5 separate regions of the Homo sapiens genome follow, and regions 1, 2, 3 and 4 are each linked to region 5. The links are chromatin contacts, found by Hi-C or POLR2A ChIA-PET in ENCODE. All regions are on one chromosome and are shown on one strand. The core of a region is the stretch at or near the end of the contact, and the rest is flanking DNA. Distances in the headings are between cores, read along the strand shown.

Evidence for each region. A loop is a pair of places that touch in the nucleus more often than their neighbours do. ChIA-PET counts read pairs that join two places held with the same protein, here RNA polymerase II (POLR2A). Pooled maps may share reads with other maps.
Region 1: a loop to region 5 is called in a pooled map, with 12 times the contacts of the local background. The contact joins the promoter of ATXN1L here to the promoter of VAC14 in region 5. A Hi-C loop is called at or near these places in 1 of 37 single-sample maps with no recorded cell type and 6 of 50 pooled maps. POLR2A ChIA-PET finds 5 or more read pairs at or near these places in 1 of 52 experiments (PC-9).
Region 2: a pooled map shows a loop between it and region 5 (8-fold over the local background). The contact joins the promoter of IST1 here to the promoter of VAC14 in region 5. A Hi-C loop is called at or near these places in 6 of 50 pooled maps. POLR2A ChIA-PET finds 5 or more read pairs at or near these places in 3 of 52 experiments (GM12878, MCF 10A and Panc1).
Region 3: a loop to region 5 is called in a map of CD8-positive, alpha-beta T cell, with 20 times the contacts of the local background. The contact joins the promoter of ZFHX3-AS1 here to the promoter of VAC14 in region 5. A Hi-C loop is called at or near these places in 2 of 168 maps with a recorded cell type or tissue (CD8-positive, alpha-beta T cell and naive thymus-derived CD4-positive, alpha-beta T cell) and 4 of 50 pooled maps.
Region 4: a loop to region 5 is called in a map of naive thymus-derived CD4-positive, alpha-beta T cell, with 11 times the contacts of the local background. The contact joins the promoter of DHODH here to the promoter of VAC14 in region 5. A Hi-C loop is called at or near these places in 1 of 168 maps with a recorded cell type or tissue (naive thymus-derived CD4-positive, alpha-beta T cell), 3 of 37 single-sample maps with no recorded cell type and 13 of 50 pooled maps.

What each region holds. Positions count from the first base shown.
Region 1 is chr16:71,844,713-71,847,412 of GRCh38, reverse strand. It overlaps ATXN1L (ataxin 1 like), which reads right to left and starts at 1,437. Exons shown (of 3, transcript NM_001137675.4): 1 at 1,309-1,437. RefSeq lists enhancers at 950-1,019, 821-1,592, 1,810-1,859, 1,593-2,365 and a silencer at 1,240-1,549.
Region 2 is chr16:71,894,209-71,896,908 of GRCh38, reverse strand. IST1 (IST1 factor associated with ESCRT-III) reads right to left here and starts at 1,378. Exons shown (of 10, transcript NM_001270975.2): 1 at 1,320-1,378. It also overlaps a transcript of ZNF821 not described here. RefSeq lists enhancers at 1,121-1,310, 1,038-1,603, 1,481-1,990.
Region 3 is chr16:72,663,845-72,666,544 of GRCh38, reverse strand. ZFHX3-AS1 (ZFHX3 antisense RNA 1) reads right to left here and starts at 1,412. Exons shown (of 4, transcript NR_171704.1): 1 at 1,212-1,412. LINC01572 (long intergenic non-protein coding RNA 1572) reads left to right here and starts at 1,575. Exons shown (of 14, transcript NR_126330.2): 1 at 1,575-1,653. RefSeq lists enhancers at 1,614-1,673, 1,714-1,833.
Region 4 is chr16:72,007,331-72,010,030 of GRCh38, reverse strand. DHODH (dihydroorotate dehydrogenase (quinone)) reads right to left here and starts at 1,287. Exons shown (of 9, transcript NM_001361.5): 1 at 1,246-1,287. The coding sequence starts at 1,266. RefSeq lists silencers at 1,293-1,492, 1,436-1,535.
Region 5 is chr16:70,799,722-70,802,421 of GRCh38, reverse strand. VAC14 (VAC14 component of PIKFYVE complex) reads left to right here and starts at 1,264. Exons shown (of 19, transcript NM_018052.5): 1 at 1,264-1,625. The coding sequence starts at 1,522. HYDIN (HYDIN axonemal central pair apparatus protein) reads left to right here. Exons shown (of 86, transcript NM_001270974.2): 86 at 1-338. RefSeq lists enhancers at 1,229-1,288, 956-1,578 and a silencer at 1,369-1,558.

The DNA of each region.
Region 1 (2,700 bases), core at 188-2,687, 1.0 Mb before region 5:
TAAAATTTTCTGAGTGACAGTATACCAAGTGCTGAATCAGGTATGAAAGAAACTGAAAATATTGCCTTGGTCCTCAGCTGGCTAACACTGGTGAAACAAAACTACCACTAAACCATCACTATGTGAATCTACACTTGCCAGAAACGCAAAGCGAGAAAGAATGGAGCCTTAACCTCTGAAAACAGAGAAGGCAGTACAGATGAGTGAGTGCTCTGAGAAACTGACTATCCTGTCCAAGTCCTATAGAACACTCTAAGCCTCAACCCAAACCGAATGCAACATTTCTCTCTTAAGATTGGCAAGGTGCAGGTGTACACAAAAGGTGGAAGGATAGGAAAACACAGTGGGAAAACAAATTCCTAATTCCACAAACACATATTATTACACAGTGGCATAAATAATGACTCTTTTCTCCACCAGCAGCTTTAATAACTGAAAAGCAGCTTGCTTTCTTCTTCATTCCCAACAGAAACTGGGGTCACACTTCAATCCCAAAATGATCCTTGCTTTCTGTAACGAAAACTTTAAAGAAAACCTGCCTCCAGGTCACCGAGAAGTTAGCAAACACAGGCTAGTAAAGGGACCGAAAGAGGCAAAAGGTCTGCAGAAAGGAAAACAAAGAGCCAAGCCTGTGCGCCAGGTTCCCACAACGCAAAACACACTTAAGAATCCGAAACCTCCGCCTCTCGAGAACCTCACTGAGCATCTCAAAGGGAAAACGCAGCTTGTGACCCCAACCGAGCTAACAGGCTGTTCAGGAGAGTTGCCAACGCTGCTAGCAGAGCCCGGAACCAAGCTCCTCATCACGCTTGGGTCGGAATCAAGGGGCTGAACCCAGCTGGAGACCCAAATTCTCTGCGGGCGAGAGGTGCGCCCGACAGAAAGGGAGAAGCTTGTCAGAGACTACGGTTATGGCTCCCAGTGGTCCCGCAATCCTTGATCCAACAAGGGTAGGGCTCGAAATTGGGAATTCTGCGTTTAGAGAGTAGGGGGTCCACCCTTCACCAAGGGGGCAGGGGCGAGGCCCTGCAGGCGACGCTTCCTTGTTTGGGGGCCCTTCCCGCCCCACAGACTCGGACACCTTGGCTCGCAGGCACACAGCCTCCGGGGCGCCGGGGCCTGAGGCCACCTTCCAGGACAGGCCAGAGAGAAGCGCGAGGGGGTCTAGGTGCGGCCTCTCCCCTCCGTCTGTCCACGGTTCATGGGCCCCGGCCCGCCGGAGCAACGGGCTCCTGAGGGCCACTTCCTCCGGAGCACCGACCCCAGGCCTGCCTGGCCCCGGCGGCCACCACTTCCAGGGACACTCACCAGCCCATTTCACAGCGCTTCCCAGGATCCACTCACTCGTCCCGGAGCCGCCGCAACCGCGGCCGCCGCCATCCCCGGCCCCGGAGCCGCCCCACACCCAGCGCCCCCCACAGCCGGGCGCCCGGAGATGGCGTCAAGCTCGTCCCGCCCCCGGCGCGGAGAGATTGCGTCACGGCCGGGGTGGGAGAGCAACGCCCAGGACTCCCCGGGAAGGGAGGGTGCCACACTGCCTTCGCGTCGGGCGTTCCCTCTGGTGGGTGAACAAACTCCTCTCCCTGGGACCGGGTCACGTGAATAGGGCTGGGCCCGGCCCCCTCAGCCTGACCCCACAATGACCCCGCAATCTTTCCACCTCAGTAAATTTTGGGGGTTCCCAAACAGAGCCCCGGGGCGTGGTCATCGGCGACCCCCCATTTCCTGGACTTCTTGTCCTGACTTGTGCAGCCCCTTCTGGGGAACTTCGGGGGACCCCGAGGTGACCTAGGCTCAGGAGAAAAGGAGATACCTCTTACCTCTTGGGGACCCAGGTGGAGATAGGAAGTCTTCTTTTTTTCTTTTCTTTCTTTTTTTTGGAGACAGTTTCGCTCTTGTTGCCCAGGCTAGAGTGCAATGGCACGATCTCGGCTCACCCAACCTCCGCCTGCCAGGTTCAAGCAATTCTCCTATCTCAGCCTCCCGAGTAGCTGGGATTACAGGCATGCGCCACCACACCTGGCTAATTTTTTGTATTTTTAGTAGAGACAGGGTTTCTCCTTGCTGGTCAGGCTGGTCTCGAACTCCCGACCTCAGGTGATCCCCACACCTCGGCCTGCCAAAGTGCTGGGATTACAGGCGTGAGCCACCGTGCCAGGTCAATAGGAGCTCTGTAAGTGTTGAGAAGTGGCCCCCGAGGGAGCTAAGAGTGAACCCCACTCAGGATCTAGGGGAAGGTGACAAGGAGTGGAACACCTGAAAGTTTAGAGAGAGCCCGGGGTTTAGTACAGTGAGAAGCAGCTTGGTTTAGTGGAAAGAGGGCTTGACTACTCAGTGAAATATTATTCATTACAAATTAACTAATTATTCATTACAAATTAACTGGTCAACTTCATAGTAACATGAACATCTGATTAACTTAAGTGAAGACAAAAGTGAGCGCCAGTTGAATTTATGTTTGAATAACAACTGTGTTTTTGTTGTTGTTTGTTTTAAAGTATTAGGTTGGTGCAAAAGTAATTGCGGTTTTGGCCACCGAAATGGAGACTTTCAGTTTCTTCAAACTCTGTTCAATAAATAACAATTGGGCCAGGCGCGGTGGCTCACGCCTGCAATCCCAGCACTTTGGGAGGCCAAGGCCGGCGGATCACGAGGTCAGGAGATCGCAGACCATCCTGGCTAACACGGCGAAACCCCGTC
Region 2 (2,700 bases), core at 129-2,628, 1.1 Mb before region 5:
ATAATCTCCACCTCCCAGGCTCAAGCAATCCTCCTACCTCAGCCTCCTGGACTATAGATGCGGGCCTCCACGCCTGGCTGTTTTTATTTTTGTAGAGAACGGGATTTTGCTATGTTGCCCACGCTGTTCTCCAACTCCCAAGCTCAAGTGATCATCCCACCTAGCCCTCCCCAAGTACTGGGATTACAGGGGTGAGCCACCACATCTGGCCAGTTTTATCTTCTAATGACTATTACCAAGTCCCCCTATCCCAGAAGTTCTGAGGAAGCAAATTTCCCACAAACTATTGGCTTGTAGGTACAAAAGCCAAAAGGCTTCTACTGGGAAAGGAGAGGGAAATATATACATATATATTTCAACTATTATTAAATTAGAAAAATACAGACATAGGAAGGGTATAGATAAAACAAGATTAGGCATGAGTTGATCGTGTTTGAAGCTGGATGAGAGAATTCATTATACTCCTGTCTGCTTGAAATTTTCCATAATAAAAAGTTAAAATATTACACATAATTTTAAAATTCAAGTTTCCCCTAAAGATCTAAGACCAGACTTTAAGTTTACTACGACAGACAGTGTCTTTTGTAATTAACCTACAGCTCCTGGGTCCCGACCCTCCTCAAAGTTTATGCTGTTGAGTTCCAAGAGGTCACCTCCAGCACCCCGGAAGAAGAGCACCGAGAAAAACAAAGAGGAGAGGCGCAAGGATCCTTCCAAGACCTCTCACTACACACGCAGGGATCCGAGAAAGCGGGCAGAGGCCGCTCCTTACTTCAGCGAAAGAAATTGTAATTTTCTCAGGCCAAAGTGGACCCAAGTCCGTTCCCCCAACCCAGGAACAAGCCCAGGAGGCCACCCCGCCCGGTGGAAGCGGCCCGGACTGGAGGGCATCCGCCTCTCGCGGCACTGGAAGCTCTGACCTTCCCGAAGTCTCTCCGGGCCAGAAAAGACGGGGTAGGGGTGTCGCCGAGGAGCCCTCGCCGAGGCCGCGGCGTTTCCGCCCCAAGGAAGACACACCTCGGGGCAGGAAGACTAGGGGAAAGTTAAGGGGCTTCGAGGATCCAGGACCAGAGGCCTCCGACCCGCTCGCGGCCCTGCCACGCCCCCCACCCAGGCCTGGGCAGCCTCCTGCGCCGCGGGCCCTCGAGGGCCTGACCTCCGGTCTGACCCCCACTTCCACTATCCTTCCCTTTCTCCTCAGCTGCCCCCTCCGAAGTCGTTTGAATCCCGGGCCCTAGCGCTAACTAGAGACCGCTAAATCAGGAGCGCAGAGAGAAGAGGAAGACAGAGACCTCTGACGCCGAGGATGCCACACTCACCTAACCGAATCCTGCCGTGAACGCAGCAGACACCGACTTCAGGGTTCACCATCCAAAATGGCGACTCCCTCGGCCTCAGCACAACAAGCGCGGGCGGAGGGATCCACGGGGCCGATATAGCCACGCCCTCCTTTCCAGGGATTGGCTGCGCGATCGCCGCTGCCGGGACCCACGCGCTGACTCGGGGCACCCTCCCTCGGTTTCCTTTGGAGTCGGCGCGGCCGGGGACTACTTCCCGCGGCGGGGGCACGGCAGACGTTGGGGGAAGCGCCACGCCGACTGAGTCAGCTGCTGGGGGCATGCCCTTAATTTCGCTCTGGGCGCGGGGAGGCCAGCCACAGCTGTTGATTCTCGGACTCTGCGCCCACGGCCTCACCGCGCCCAGTGCCTTGGTTCCGGATTCTTCCATAACCGGCTGCCAGTACCGCCTCTCTGACGCCGGGAGTTGCTCCCTAAGATCTGCTGCCGCCTTTCGCTGGACTTTCCCCCTGGGTGGAGCGGCCGAGGGGGTTTCGAAGCCTGCGTATCCCTGACTCTTCACCCAGCGCCTCCGTGTCCCTCTACGGGCTCTAAGCGTTCCCCCGCCCCGCTTTTAAGCCGTCCGGTTGCCCTTTGGACCAGCATCGCTCCGGTCTGTGTGGTATAATTCAGTAGTGTTTCCTCAGCACCACAGTCTCTGGCGATTTCCCTAATTTATCTCGGTATTCAGAGAAAACTTTTTCCTTGGTTACCTTTGTTTTTAACTTGAAAACCATTATCGCTGCTTAAGCCTGGAAGGGACCTTCCCAGCACTTTGAGAGGCGGGGCGGGAGGATCGCTTGAGCCCGGGAGTTGCAGACCAGCCTGGACACCATAGTGAAACCGCATCGCTACAAAAAAAAAAAAAAAAAAGTTAAAAATTAGGGGAGCAGCAGTGAGCACTTGTGGTCTCAGCTACTCGGGAGGCTGAGGCAGGAAGATCGCTTGAGCCCAGAAGGTCGCTGCTGCAGTAAACCGTGATCACGTCACAGCACTCCAGCCTAGGCTACAGAAAAAAAGAAAAAGGGCCGGGTGCGGTGGCTCACGCCTGTAATCTCAACATTTTGGGAGGCCGAGGCAGGTGTATCACCTGAAGTCGGTAATTCGAGACCAGCCTGGCCAACACAGAGGAACCCCGTCTCTACTAAAGAGGAAATTACGCATGGTGGCGCAAGCCTGTAATCCCAGCTACTCCGGAGGCTGAGGCAGGAGAATCGCTTGATTCTCGAGTTACAGTGAGCCGAGATCCGGCGATTGCCCTCCAGCCTGGGCAACAAGAGCGAAACGTCTCAAAAAAAAAAAGGGAAAAAAGAAAAAGGGGCCTCCAGAAGGAAGTCATCTGCTCCCTGCTGTGGAGGCTGCA
Region 3 (2,700 bases), core at 163-2,662, 1.9 Mb before region 5:
TTTAGGCATTTTTTTTTCTTGTCAGATAAATAACAGTTCAACTGACTTTGTTCAGTACAACACTGACATCCAAAGGATACTCGGGTTCATCTGAAGGCCTCTTGGGCTTCTGCTGAGTTGGTTTGATTTTCAAATGGTCTATGTAGGCAGTAAGCTGCTCATGGAACATTCTCTTTTGAAACCCTGGGCATTTTTTGATCTCTTACCCATTTATCAAATCTCATCACATTAAATGGCTCCACAATGCAGGTGGCCTGTGTTTTCCTAAGTGCCTCCTCTTCTTAAGAATGTATTACTCAGTTCATTAATGTTTCATACTTAAGTATTCTGTGTATTTAATTTTTTATTTAATGAAATTTCTAACCTTCAGGCTGACGAATTATTCAGAATGTTTCATCCAAGCTGTTGGAAAAGTGCTCATTAGCAGGGAGTTTTGAAGATGGAATTTTAAGAAAGGGGTTGGCAGGATCCCAAACACATATAGATCTAAGCTTTCATAAATGCTTCCCTACCTTAGCTATGGAGGAAGAAATTGTTGATAAGCAGATAAGTTTTGCTTTAGTTTTTACATTTTAGTGACAATAACAATGATTTCTGTGGTCTGATAAAAGATGTTCGTTTAAAGAGTTATCTGCAGAAAGCTGTGTGGTCACTAATGTTTACTTTCATTGACAAATGAGATCGTCTTGTGTGGGACTATCATCATCAAATGAGACACAACTGAAACTAAAGCAGCCATGCTTACCATTCGGTTTAAAATTTTTAAAATTAAAATAATGCTCCTAACGAAAGGAGTCTCAGCTGAATTAGTTTGAGTGTTGGCATGGACTGGGCTCAAATCACCTGCTCATCTTTAACACCTGCCTTCAGATTTATGGGCGATTAAGAACTTAAGTCTGAGAACCTATGAGACTGTCACAGAAAATAAAATTTCAGTTCTTCGTCCATTAACTGGTTCAGATGAAATTTGGGGTCAGAAACAACCAGAACGTTAAATTTCATTGTAAACTTAAATCGCATTCAATGGTTAAAGACTACAAAATGTATGTAGTGCAGTTAAAAAACCTCACACAGCAAGAGGTTATTGAATGTTTAAAGATCCAAAATTTCAACTTTTTGTGGTTAAGTACAGTTATGTTGGGTAACAAAGTTGACAGCAGGTTTCTGTTACCCCCCTGTTGGAGGAGGAGGAGGCGCTACCACACGCTTACCTTAGGGAAATAACGTGCACTTTATAACCGTTCAGGTAAATCGTTGGGTGAGAAAGAAGAATAAAGGACACAGCCGGTGGAGGGACCCCAGCACACAGTCCCGTGGGTGCTCCGGAGGAAACGGCCGCAGCCCCAAATCTCCTAGTCTCTCTAGCAGGGAGTTTTCCCGCGGAGTCTCGCCTGGCGGCCGGAAGCCACCTCAAGCCGCCCACCCGGAAGCCGTCGTCTTGGCAACTGGGTATCGTCCCACCCCCTTTTCTTAGCAACGCCTATCGCCTTAGACGTCTGAGGTCAGCCGAGCCTCGATTGGTTCCTCTGTCTTTCACTCTGGGAGACGTTTGAGACCCAGCGTCTCTAGATCTCGTATTTGAATTTGTGGCGCTTGGTGTCCGCGAGTTGCCGAATGAAGCTGAGCGTCTCAGTGGAACCAGGGATCTCAGGGGTGAGCGACCGCGAGGGGAGAGCGACGAAAAGGGCGGCCGGAGCTGGAGGGGCGCGGAGTTAAACAAAAAAGGGCGGCCGGAGCTGCAGGGGCGCCGAGTTAAACACGTCATTTCCAGATGGGGGGCTTCAGGCGAGCTGCTTAGCTCCCCTGAGGCAGGCCCTCCGTCTGTTCGCCTTTTCGTAGCCTCTGAGTTTTTCCCTCACGTCGTTTTCCGGCAGTCCCAGAGACGCCACGCCTGCCCCCGTTCTGTTGCCCCTGATGGAAGGCTCCTCTTAACGCTACCTTCCCTCTTTCACAAAATGTCTCTCAGCTTCCTTATTTCGACGTGCTTACACCTCCCCCAAGTATAATTCACTCCCCACTGATGTCTTTGGTAGTTTCATCCTCGTCTTCATCACTAATACTATGAGACACGGGGTGCGTGCACTTGACGATGTAGAAAAATGGTTTTCGCGCAACCTGGTGAGCGTCCCACACCTCACAAATTGAATCCAAAAAATTCCTTATTCATAAAAGATGCTGCTGTCCTACTCTTCCCGACCGGGAATATCATGACGTGGAAAGCAGCAAGTGACAGCGTTTTATAAAGCGCTACAAAAGTAAGCTATTGATGCGTTCACATCGGAAACATAATTGTTTTGTTTTCGGTCGGACCCTCTGGATCCATAGGTTTCGTATTGGGTTTATGGATACTGTTCAGACTTTGAAATGAATAATGCCAAAAGTTACGTTGGAGGACAAACTGAGGATTGATCCCAAGCACAAAAGTAACCACTGATTAAAACCTTCTCTTCATTAACCTTTAGCTTCTTTGTCTATTGTGATACTTCTCCCACCCCGGTGGATTTAATTTCCATTGAGATTTATGAACATTTTAGGAGTTTACAGTCTAAATAGACAGCTTTCCCCACCTCTCCTGTATATGACCATGAAAATCCTCTATTAACTTTCCAGTTTGATAATGCAGTATGAGCTTCTATATGCTTAGCCTCTAGAACAGAGATTCTTTTGGGGGTGGGGGGTCTTAGTCCTGTTTAAGACCCA
Region 4 (2,700 bases), core at 38-2,537, 1.2 Mb before region 5:
CACGCCTGTAATCCCACCACTTTGGGAGGCTGAGGCGGGAAGATCCCTTGAGGCCAATAGTTCTAGACCAGCCTGGGCAACACAGTGAGATCCCATCTCTCTCCATTTATTTATTTTAAAAAGAGACTCAGGCCGAGCGCGGTGGCTCACGCCAGTAATCCCAGCACTTTGGGAGGCTCACGAGGTGAGGAGTTCGAGACCAGCCTGACCAACATGGTGAAACTGCAGTCTCTACTAAAAATACCAAAATTAGCCAGTCGTGGTGGCGCGCGCCTGTAATCTCAGCTACGCAGGAGGCCGAGGCAGGAAAATCGGTTGAACCCGGGAGGCGGAGGTTGCAGTGAGCCAAGATCGCGCCACTGCACTCCAGCCTGGGCGACAGCCCAAGACTCCGTCTCAAATAAACATATAAAAAGAAAGTCAAGGTTATTCATTGCCTCCCTTGGAGACTGTACTCCCCCCCACCATGTCAATCAACAAATATCTGAACACCTATTTTTTTTTTTTTTTTTTTTTTTTTTGAGACGGAGTCTCGCTCTGTCGCCCAGGCCGGACTGCGGACTGCAGTGGCGCAATCTCGGCTCACTGCAAGCTCCGCTTCCCGGGTTCACGCCATTCTCCTGCCTCAGCCTCCCGAGTAGCTGGGACTACAGGCGCCCGCCACCGCGCCCGGCTAATTTTTTGTATTTTTAGTAGAGACGGGGTTTCACCTTGTTAGCCAGGATGGTCTCGATCTCCTGACCTCATGATCCACCCGCCTCGGCCTCCCAAAGTGCTGGGATTACAGGCGTGAGCCACCGCGCCCGGCCTCTGAACACCTATTACATACGGGGATACAGCTAAGAACTTTTCACAGAGACCCCCGCCCCTAACAAAACTTTACCTAAAAGGGTTGGGAGCATGTCCTACTCTAGTTTCATTCCCCGTTGGATCCGGCACACAACGCTAGGCGGTCATGTGTTCACTAAGCACCCCTGTGCCAGGCTCAAAAACATGGCCCAGGCGCAGACACTCAGATCAGCACCCACCCAGACCTGCAGGCGCTGTCTGCACACGCCTGACCGAGTCCACGTGCAAATGCACACGCACGAGCATTTGCAGGAGACCCCGGAAACACGCACACGTCCCAGGGGGGCCCACACTCCCGGAGCCGCCTTCGGTCCATGCCTCGCCCGGCCTGACTCTCCGTTCTCGCCCTCCCCGGTCCCTGGTCCCCCATCCACACTGCTCACTCGCGGGACTCACTTTCAGGTGTCTCCACGCCATGCTCCTTCCGTCATTAAGCCCGCCCCTGTCTCCCTTCCATTGGAGGAGATGGTGGCGGCCCCTCTTGTCTCCGCCCCTTAGCCGCCAACCCACCAGTCGCCGGGCAGAAGGGTTGAGAGGACGCCTCCGCGCAGCGGGGAAGGCCCGGCACCACCCCCAGGTTCTGGTTGGGTGCACGTGCGCAGTAGCGGCGGCCACGCCTCTTCCGCCCGCCCTCTCCCAGCCTGCCCGCTTGATCGCCGGCTGTTGGCGGAGATGAGATGCCGCTGCACGGTGTTTGTCCGTACTACCGCAGCCTCGAATCCAAGAGTCCGCGAGCATCAAAACACTGTGTTTCACACCAGAAATATTTGTACAGTTTTTATCACTTTAAAAAATAAATTTTACTGCTGTGTTGATATAAAGATGAATATGTTAATATATAAACTTTTTCAACTTAAAAGTTGATTTTTCTTAAGGTTTTTTAAGGAAATTAAAACATTTTCTTGAGGCCGGGCATGGTGGCTCACGCCTGTAGTCCCAGCACTTTGGGAGGCTGAGGCAGGCAGATCACTTGAGGTCAGGAGTTCGAGACCTGGTCAACACCCAAAACCCCGTGTCTACTAAAAAATAAAATAAAATACAAAAATTAGCCGGGCGTAGTGGCAGGCGCCTGTAATCCCAGGTACTCGGGAGGCTGAGGCAGGAGAATCGCTTGAACCCAGAAGGTGGAGGTTGCAGTGAGCCGAGATAGCACCACTGCACTCCAGCCTGGGCGACAAAGCAAGACTCTGTCTCAAAAACAAACAAAGAAAAATAACCAAAAAAAAAAAATTTCTTGAGATCCTAAAAGTGTCAGAGGCCCTTCCCTGGCCCTGCGCCTGTTGTGCCTCCTGGAGAAAGTGGCCCTGGTTATACCTTGGCATTGTGGTGCAACAGATGTGGAGGTATTTTTTTAAATACTGTTTCTAATCAAGACCCTGAGTGTGCAGGCCCGTTGGAGTGTGGTTTACTGCGGTGATTTTTTTTTTTTTTTTTTTTTTTTTTTGACAGAGTCTTGCTCTGTTGCCCAGGCTGCAGTGCAGTGGCGCGATCTCGGCTCACTACAAGCTCCGCCTCCCGGGTTCACGCCATTCTCCTGCGTCAGCCTCCCGAGTAGCTGGGACTACAGGCGCCCGCAACCATGCCCGGCTCATTGTTTTGTATTTTAGAGACGGGGTTTCACCGTGTTAGCCAGGATGGTACTGCGGTGATTTATGACGACCTAATGTGTCACTTTGTAGTCCTCTGAAGCAATCGTGCCCTCACGAAGAATTTTGAAATGTCTTACCTAATGATGTCCTGGCCGTTGGAGAATAGCCTCTGTAGACTTAGGTGTCAACAGCATTAATCAGATACTTATTGTTTGGAGGCTCTACACCCATCCGTGTCATTTTTGTCCAGTTGCAGTGTTCC
Region 5 (2,700 bases), core at 15-2,514:
AGGCCGACTCAAGTTAATCTCTCTTTTTATTAATTCAATGTCTGCTGATTAGGGACCTTAATTACATCTGCAAAATCTCTTCTGCGATATTACATAATATAATCATGTGAGTGATGCATAGCCCATCATATTTACAAGTCTTGTTCACGCTGAAAGAGGGCATAATACAGGGCATGAACACGAAGGGGTGGGAATATTGGAGGTCATCCTAGAATTCTGCCTACTTTTGCCCTTTACTCATTGCGTCCCTGTTTCTGTTGAGGAAAATACTCCATTTTCAAGACTGTTATAAGGCCTATATATGCACTTTTCATTCATTAAAGAAAAGTATCACCATGCATTCTGAAACTGTTATTCTTTGAGCTCCACTGTAATCTAGCCCTTGTCCTAAGTCCCTGTTCACTCTGAAAGCTTATGATAGGAAAGGCTGATGCACCTCCCTGTTAACTGCATGTTTACCACACTCCGGCCATAAATTGCTTTTAAATATTTTGCCACATAGTTGGGATTTCTGTCTCACCATGTAATGTGATTCCCGAAGCAGCTGAAGGGGCTGCTTTCCAGGGGACCTATCTAGAGACCCGCACTCAGCAGATCTGGGGCCTTTCTCTCTGTCTGTAACCAGCCCTCCTAGGCATCAGAGCATGTTAAACACACCCCCAAATGGTGGAGTGACAGACACTGGTGGTACCTGAGATCTTAGGTGGTAGACAGGTAGTGCCATTTTTAATTGAGAATTTATTTTGATGTGTCTTAGAAAAAATATACCTATTCAAACTCATGGTTTTAGGGCATAAGCAAAGCTAAAAGAGATTTAAGGTATTTTTTAAAGTGAGTTGATTTGAGGAAAACATTAAATAGATAATACAAGTGGCTAGAATATGGTGAAAGTGATGACAGTGTTACTGCAGTTAGGGAAACGTCTGCATCTAGGAAATTGGTAAGTGACCAACTACTGAATGAACTAGTGAATTCGGTGACTATTGAATAAATTATGTTAAGTGAATCAGACTCCAAGAACCCATTCGGTCTTACGAACGTCTACAGAAGCCCACCACGTGCCATCAGTTGGGCGTGAGCTACACACCCATTAAAGCACGTCTCAAACCACACTCCAGCTACCTGGCGCGCAGCGCGATAGTGTGTGCAGTGTGGGTGGAGCCTTCCGAGGGCGTGGCCAATCCACCTGCGGCCTGCGGTGGGGGCGTGGCTGGAGAGGGGCGGGCCCTCGCGACGGAAGGCGGAAGTGCTGTAGAGTCATGTGACTCGAGTAACATGGCCGCTGTCTCGTGAGTCCCGCTAGTGCCGGGCGGGAGTTGTTAAGCGGCCAGGGTCAGGTGTGCTGGAGCGGGGTCCGGGCCCGGGTTCCAGGGCGAGGCGGCGGAGCGTGGCAGGCAAGCCTAGAGCGGCGTGGTCCATGCGCCGGCGCCGGGGGCAGAGCGGAGCCGCAGACTCCCCTGGCCCCGGCGCGGCCCCGGCAGCCGCGGGCTAAGGAGTCGCGAGGTTCCCCCAGCTGCCACCATGAACCCCGAGAAGGATTTCGCGCCGCTCACGCCTAACATCGTGCGCGCCCTCAATGACAAGCTGTACGAAAAGCGGAAGGTGGCAGCGCTGGAGATCGAGAAGTAAGAGCCGCCAGGACCCCTCCCTGGCTATGCAGCCCCTGACTGCTCTGCTCCCCAGGGGGACTTCTCACGCCTTCCCAGCCAGGGTTACTTTCCCAGGTTTTAGGCCCTTACCTTAGCGCAGTGTTTAAGAGCAGATTGGGAGCCATATCTGGGAGTCCCTGCTTTACTCCTGACTGGCTGTGTGATTTGGTCCCAGCTTTTTAACCTCCCGGTGCCACAAAGGGCTGCAGTGAGAATGAAGTGACATCATGTATGGGTAGTGCTTTGCACAGTGCATGGCACATGGTGAGTCTTCGGTGCGGTGCCACCCAAACCAGCAAATCAGAGAGTTGTCTCTGTGGTGAGAGAGAAGTCAGAAGCCGGAGAATTTGCAGGTGATGCTGACCAGCCTGGTTTCTTACCCAGCTTCTGAGAAGTGAAGGAGATTGTTAGTGACCAAGTAGAGAAATCAGGTCGGAAAACTCGTGATCTCAAGGCTCAGAGAGTTTTTTGTTTTATCTGTGTTATAACACCCTTCCCTGCAAGTGGAAGTAGAAATAATTTGACCTTTCTTGCTTCTGCAGTCTTGTTACATGTATGTGTAACAATGATCTGATATTTTACTTTATTTCCCAATGTACAAAACAGCGAAAGTTTAACTGGGGATGTTTTATTTATTTTTTTTTCTGCAGTATTATTTTACTTTTGTGGGTTTTTTCCCAGTCACATTTTAGTGTTAAAGTCAAGTGAGTGAGTGATTTCAGAAAATTGGAAAGAAGCAGGCTGTGAAACTGGAAGAATACCAGTCTGCGAGTCAGAAAAGGTGAATTGTATTTCTGTTCTGTCCAGTAGAGTAGCCGTTGGCCGTGCGTAGCTATTATAAATTTAAATTATTAAAGATTAAACTTTAGTTTCTCAGTCACACTACCCGTATTTCAAGTGTTCAATAGCCACATGTAGCTATTGGCTGCTATATAGGGCAGCACAGATTATAGACTGTTTCCATCATTGCAGAATGCTCTATTGGACTGCTCTAATCTATTCCGTGGTGTGACATTCATTCGTTAACCTGGGGCAAATTCCTTAACTCAGG